Regions from separate parts of the Homo sapiens genome. Here region 1 is linked to region 2. The links are chromatin contacts, found by Hi-C or POLR2A ChIA-PET in ENCODE. All regions are on one chromosome and are shown on one strand. Each heading gives the region's core, a stretch centred on a gene start or an enhancer-like site at or near the end of the contact. The rest is flanking DNA. Distances are from core to core; before and after follow the strand shown.

What was found. Hi-C counts contacts between places; a loop is a spot of excess contacts on that map. ChIA-PET counts read pairs that join two places held with the same protein, here RNA polymerase II (POLR2A). Pooled maps may share reads with other maps.
Region 1: a loop to region 2 is called in a pooled map, with 2.3 times the contacts of the local background. The contact joins two enhancer-like sites. A Hi-C loop is called at or near these places in 1 of 50 pooled maps. POLR2A ChIA-PET finds 5 or more read pairs at or near these places in 2 of 52 experiments (activated CD4-positive, alpha-beta T cell and activated T-cell).

Annotation. Positions count from the first base shown.
Region 1 is chr6:37,100,735-37,104,151 of GRCh38, forward strand. No RefSeq gene overlaps it. Among named protein-coding and RNA genes, the nearest start is that of PIM1, 68 kb to the right of the region's middle. RefSeq lists enhancers at 1,125-1,732, 1,733-2,340, 2,587-2,636 and silencers at 1,819-1,958, 1,969-2,148. Within about 2 kb of position 1,862, at least 38 of the 41 ENCODE cell types and tissues checked have a DNase peak (open chromatin) inside an H3K27ac peak, as active enhancers do.
Region 2 is chr6:36,962,289-36,965,448 of GRCh38, forward strand. PI16 (peptidase inhibitor 16) reads left to right here. Exons shown (of 7, transcript NM_153370.3): 5 at 647-1,324; 6 at 1,535-1,674; 7 at 2,098-2,549. The coding sequence ends at 1,656. Among named protein-coding and RNA genes, the nearest start is that of PI16, 9.1 kb to the left of the region's middle. RefSeq lists enhancers at 732-1,357, 1,358-1,982. Within about 2 kb of position 1,748, at least 8 of the 41 ENCODE cell types and tissues checked have a DNase peak (open chromatin) inside an H3K27ac peak, as active enhancers do.

The sequences.
Region 1 (3,417 bases), core at 612-3,111, 140 kb after region 2:
GCTGCAGTGAGCCGAGATCGAGCCACTGCACTCCAGCCTGGGCGACACAGCGAGACTCCATCTCAAAAAAAAAAAAAGAAAAAGAAAATGAAAAAAAAATCTAATGTGGGTGCATCTGATCGGTGGAACTTAGGTCACCTGCTTACATGTTAGTTGCAAGGACATCTGGGAAGGTCAGTTTCTGGCCTTTACTTTGGGGAAGTGGGATTTATGATGTGGGAAAAACCCAAAATAGGAAAGTTGATCAAAAAATGCTGGTGACTGTAGGCAAGGCAAACGCCCCCTACATATGGTTTAGGATTTTTTTTTCTCATAAATACAGAATACTAATTTAATCATTCTCTGAACCTCCAGTGCCTAGCTCAGTGCCTGGCAGACAGCAGAACTCAATACACTAGAAAGGAAAGGAAGAGGGAGGAGAGAGAGATTGCACATTTACATGCTGCCTTACCAAGCAAGGTTGAATGAAGACTTGCTGTTTGGGTACATAAGACTCCCAAGGCCCTTTAGGAATTTGAAGGAAGGGGACTCCCTTGCACATACATGCTTAAGTCACACCTGTAAGCTCTGGCGTACAGCCTCCGGACCACATGAAACGCTCGATGTGTCCTGAGTAGTCGTCCACTTTCTCTGTAGCCCACCTGTTTGCTTACTGTCACTCAGGCTGTCACTGAATCTCCTCCCCTCCCTAGTCCCAGGAGAGGTTTTACTAGTCTCTGAAGGCCAATCTAAAACAGTTGTTGCAAAGGCAACGCCAGAGGCCTCCCAGGGTGATGACTATGTTGACAAAGATCACTGGCACCTAAATTCAAGCAGGTCTGTAAAACTCTGTCTTGTTCTTTTTTTTTTTTTTTCTTTTTGATATGGTGTCTCACTCTGTCGCCCAGGCTGGAGTGCAGTGGCGCGATCTCGGCTCACTGCAAGCTCTGCCTCCCGGGTTCACACCATTCTCCTGCCTCAGCCTCCTGAGTAACTGGGACTACAGGCGCCCGCCACTATGCTCAGCTAATTTTTTGGTATTTTTAATAGAGACGGGGTTTCACCGTGTTAGCCAAGATGGTCTCCATCTCCTGACCTCGTGATCCGCCCGCCTCGGCCTCCCAAAGTGCTGGGATTACAGGCGTGAGCCACTGCGCCTGGCCTGTCTCGTTCTTCATGGTCAAGGTGGGCCATGACAATGATAACATGGGTCCTGCCTCTTAAAGTTTATATTGTAGTTTAATTGGTGAGCACACACACGCTTAAATGATGAGCAGCTCTCTGGGTGCCAAATGAAATAGGAAAAAGCAAATGCTCCCAAGGTTTAAGGAAGACCAGGTTGGCATAGCTGAGCTGATGAGAAAAGGTGCTGGAAAGACGGGGGGCTGTTAAGGGATGAAGTAGTTAGAGTACGTGGGAGCTGTGGCAAACCTGCATTCTTCCCTAACCCTTCCAAACCAGGTCAGATCCCGGTAGCATCACCACGGTACCCTTCATATCAAGGCTGAATTTCATTTTGGTGATTATCTGATCCGGTGTCTGCCTCCTCCATTTTACAAAGATCTTGCCATTGTGCCCCAGGACAGCGATAGGTGGGCAGAGGCCAGTGAGGACCAGGTCAGGGCGAGGCTGCTGGGAGGGAGAGGCTGAGCCGATCACAAAGACAGTCTGCAGCTTTCCTCCTCCCCCTCCCCCAGGGAGGAGCAGCTGATGTGTTTCAGGAGTGTTCCAATCCAATTAGTGCCCTCCCTCCCCTCCACGGTGGCCCAAGCCACCACTCCCTTCCCCGAGGTGGAGACTGGGTGGGGAGGGGGTGCTGAGGAGGTCTGAACATCCTGACCCAGCTCCTCGTGGCAGCACAGCTGGCTCGCTGCTACTGAGCTCAAGGCTGCTATGACAGCGCTCGTTTCCAGGCGACTGTTCTGGGGAATGCTCTGTTTTGGCAACCAGAGGGCCCCCGGGTAAGGGGGGCCCGCAGGACGCCGCGTCATTTGCATGGCAACCTCCTCCCTCCCCGAGCTGCGCGCTGCTCTGCGGCAGGCGGGCAGCCTGGCCCGGCCGCCCCGGCCCCTCGCCCTCCGCCCAGGCCCGCCTTGCGGCTCCGGCGCGGCGCTGTCACCGCCTTCTCCACACCGGGAGGCGGAGGCTGCACGCAGAGCTAGGGCATTTCCGGAAAGGCTGGTGCCCTAGGGAAGTGGGGAAATGATGCTTGGGGACAAAACACTGAAATGGGGGAGGGGAAATGAAATAAAATCTTTCCAAGCCAGAGTCAAAGTCACATGGCTTGGTAGCATCAAAATGCATTCTGGATAGCAGGGTTGGCTCACAAAATGTTTATTTAGGTGAACTCACAGCTAAGCCCTAGGAGATACTCAGAAAATTTCTTTTGGATCATTACACTGCATGTGTGTGTGAATTTGGGAATGGGAAAAAATATTTCTTACCTAGGCAAATAAGGCAGTGATATTCTTAGGAAATATTTTCAAATTCTTGCAGGGGGACTTGGTGACATTGTATTTTCTGAATTTGTTGGAAGAAACCGAAAGAGAAAATAAATTCCTGGGAGCCTCCCTTCTCTCCTGCATATACCCACCCCACCCAAACCACACACACCAGCACAAGTCCATGATGCCAACTGGGATACCAGGGCTGTGACATGTGGACCAACATTAACTGCCCAAGGACACATGCCCTGGGCTGGAACCTGAGAGGGGGTTGGGCCGGGGCAGGTCACCCCAGCTGAGCGATCACATTTCCCTGGCAGCTGTCCAAGGGGCAGCTCCCAGCTGCACCTGTTTGTGGGGTGATTTGCTTTTATCAGTATTGACACAGCAGCAGGGCCAGGGAATAGCATAGTAATAAATAAATGAGAGAGGGAAAAAAAATAAAAAAAGGCCGGAGCCACCGAGGCGAGGCAAAAATGCTGAGGTCTTTTTTTGCTTGTATGTCAGCGCATTCAATCCAGTTTCCCCACCCCTGAAATCTCTGAGGATCACAGAGCAGGCTTGGCATGGGAACTCTGGGTCTTAAAGAGATAGAATTGCAGAATCAGAGGCATCTTAAGATCCTTTTGTGCCAGGCGTCCCTAACCAGCAGATCTCAGGGTTACTTGCTACCCTCACCTGCCCCTACTGTTTGTCAGGAACCTCAGCAGGAAGGGAGTTTCTTCCTCTCTCTGCCAACTTTAGCATCAGGGAAGTAGAATAATTCAAGTGGAGGGTCTGGAGTTAGTCAAACCTAGGATCAAATCCTGGCTCTGTCTAGCTGTGTGACTTGGGGTATATTAACTAACTACTCTGAGCCTCGATTCCTCTCCGGAAAAAATGGAGAAAATATCTTTCCTTTTTTGTTTTGTTTTGTTTTGTTTTTTGAGACAGAGTCTCGCTCTGTCGGCCAGGCTGGCATGCAGTGGCATGATCTCAGCTCACTGCAACCTCT
Region 2 (3,160 bases), core at 498-2,997:
TGGGCGTGGTCAGAAGGCTTCAAACGGGCGAGGCCAGTCTTGCTGGGGGCGTGTGAGGGACCGCGATCCCGCTGGAGAAGTCCCCTGAAAAAGGGCAAGTACGAATGTAGAGAGACTTGGACCAGGAGGTGGCTAGAGGAGCAACTGTGTCAATCACCAGAAGTAACGTTTCTTTTCTTTTCTTTTTTCTTTTTCTTTTTTTTGACGGAGTTTTGCTCTTGTTGCCCAGGCTAGAGTGCAATGGCTCGATCTCGGCTCACCTGCAACCTCCGCCTCCCGGTTTGAAGCAATTCTCCTGCCTCAGCCTTCCGAGTAGCTGGGACTACAGGCACGCGCCACCACGCCTGGCTAATTTTGTATTTTTAGTAGAGATGGGGTTTCTCCATGTTGGTCAGGTTGGTCTCGAACTCCTGACCTCAGGTGATCCACCTGCCTCAGTCTCCCAAAGTGCTGGGATTACAGACGTGAGCCACCGCGCCCGGCTTGTAACTTTTATTTTCAATGAGGGGCATATCAGCTGGAGAAGTGTATGTGTGTGTTTGTGTGTCCTGGTAGGACATTTGGTCGCGTCACTTGGTTTGCAGTGCCATGAGAGATGTGGGGTCCTGCTTGCAGCACTCATGCCCGTTCTCGTCTGTCTTATCAGAACCCATCGGAAGCCCGGAAGATGCTCAGGATTTGCCTTACCTGGTAACTGAGGCCCCATCCTTCCGGGCGACTGAAGCATCAGACTCTAGGAAAATGGGTACTCCTTCTTCCCTAGCAACGGGGATTCCGGCTTTCTTGGTAACAGAGGTCTCAGGCTCCCTGGCAACCAAGGCTCTGCCTGCTGTGGAAACCCAGGCCCCAACTTCCTTAGCAACGAAAGACCCGCCCTCCATGGCAACAGAGGCTCCACCTTGCGTAACAACTGAGGTCCCTTCCATTTTGGCAGCTCACAGCCTGCCCTCCTTGGATGAGGAGCCAGTTACCTTCCCCAAATCGACCCATGTTCCTATCCCAAAATCAGCAGACAAAGTGACAGACAAAACAAAAGTGCCCTCTAGGAGCCCAGAGAACTCTCTGGACCCCAAGATGTCCCTGACAGGGGCAAGGGAACTCCTACCCCATGCCCAGGAGGAGGCTGAGGCTGAGGCTGAGTTGCCTCCTTCCAGTGAGGTCTTGGCCTCAGTTTTTCCAGCCCAGGACAAGCCAGGTGAGCTGCAGGCCACACTGGACCACACGGGGCACACCTCCTCCAAGTCCCTGCCCAATTTCCCCAATACCTCTGCCACCGCTAATGCCACGGGTGGGCGTGCCCTGGCTCTGCAGTCGTCCTTGCCAGGTAAGGCCCATAGCATCTGTCCCACTTTCCTCCTGGCTCTGGAATGTCAGTATCCTGCCCCAGCATAGGTGGTATGAGCATGGTGGGGCATGCACCCTCTGAGTAGGAGCTTCCTCCCTGGCTGCTGCCCCACCTCCTTGCATGGTGGGGTGGGCGGGACATCAGGCACAGCTGTCTCTAGGCTGAGGCAAAGCCTCTTTCTTCCCACAGGTGCAGAGGGCCCTGACAAGCCTAGCGTCGTGTCAGGGCTGAACTCGGGCCCTGGTCATGTGTGGGGCCCTCTCCTGGGACTACTGCTCCTGCCTCCTCTGGTGTTGGCTGGAATCTTCTGAAGGGGATACCACTCAAAGGCAAGGCCTGGTGAGGGGGGCCCTGGCCTCATACCCACCTGGATTGTCTTCCTCCAAGTGAGAGACCACAGCTTCCTGGGCAGGTCCTGCTCTGTGGCCCAGCAGCCCCCCTTCACCCCAACTTCTGGCCAGATTCCAGGCCAGCACTCTTGTCCTCCTGGGAGGCGTCTACAGGGCCAGCCCCTGGCACTGCCCCAGGAGTGCCTTGGCTCTGGGTAGGCCCATCCTTCAGCTGGCTGCAGACTGTTCTGAGCGGTATTTACATGTGCCCACTCTCAGGTTGTCCTGTGGCCATCAGCTTCTCTCCCAGACAGAGGATCTCAGGCTTCCCAGGAACCCCCGGGCCCCTCCCAGTCCCCTGGCCTCTTCCTTGAGCCATCTGAGTCCAGGACTGTTCCCCAGAAGTGCCTCTTGCCTTCTCAGGGTGAAGAGGTCAGCTGTCCTCCTGTCATCTTCCCCACCCTGTCCCCAGCCCCTAAACAAGATACTTCTTGGTTAAGGCCCTCCGGAAGGGAAAGGCTACGGGGCATGTGCCTCATCACACCATCCATCCTGGAGGCACAAGGCCTGGCTGGCTGCGAGCTCAGGAGGCCGCCTGAGGACTGCACACCGGGCCCACACCTCTCCTGCCCCTCCCTCCTGAGTCCTGGGGGTGGGAGGATTTGAGGGAGCTCACTGCCTACCTGGCCTGGGGCTGTCTGCCCACACAGCATGTGCGCTCTCCCTGAGTGCCTGTGTAGCTGGGGATGGGGATTCCTAGGGGCAGATGAAGGACAAGCCCCACTGGAGTGGGGTTCTTTGAGTGGGGGAGGCAGGGACGAGGGAAGGAAAGTAACTCCTGACTCTCCAATAAAAACCTGTCCAACCTGTGGCAACTATTCCTTCTCTTTCTCATCCCCCTCCTCTAAAACACTCCATTTAGTGTCTCCTCTTTGGGACCCACCCTTCATTTCCTTCCTATAACTCTCGCCTCCCCCTAATCACAGGTGGCAGGCAGGAAGGGGAAGAGCCAAAGGAAGGCCAAGGGTGCTGGGCTGACTCCCCCAGCTTCAGGAGTCACCAGTGGGGCCTAGGTAGGTTTGGAGCCCAGGATCAAAGCATGGCATGCGGCCTCTTCACGGGGGCGCTGCTATCCAGGCCTGTCTGGGACACAAGGTCAGAAATGTACATCAGGCAAGGCTCTGCCAGCCCCAGGTGCTTGGAAGAGTCCTAAGAAAGGGATCTGGAGTCCCAGACCCTCCCCAGGGGAGCAAAGCAGGACTGTCCAGAGGTGCTGAGGATCAGGAAAGCACACATATGCTGGGGTAGCAGTGGTGGATGACTGAGGGTGGCTTGGGTGGTAGGGAGGGGCAGAGCAAGTCTCCAGACCACCGCTGGAAGGTGAGCAGTCAAACAGGACACCACCCAAGTCAGGCCAGGGCTGGGAACCGACCTGTAACCAAGGAGGACACTCCCCTCTTTTACTTTCTTTTTTTTTTTTGAGATA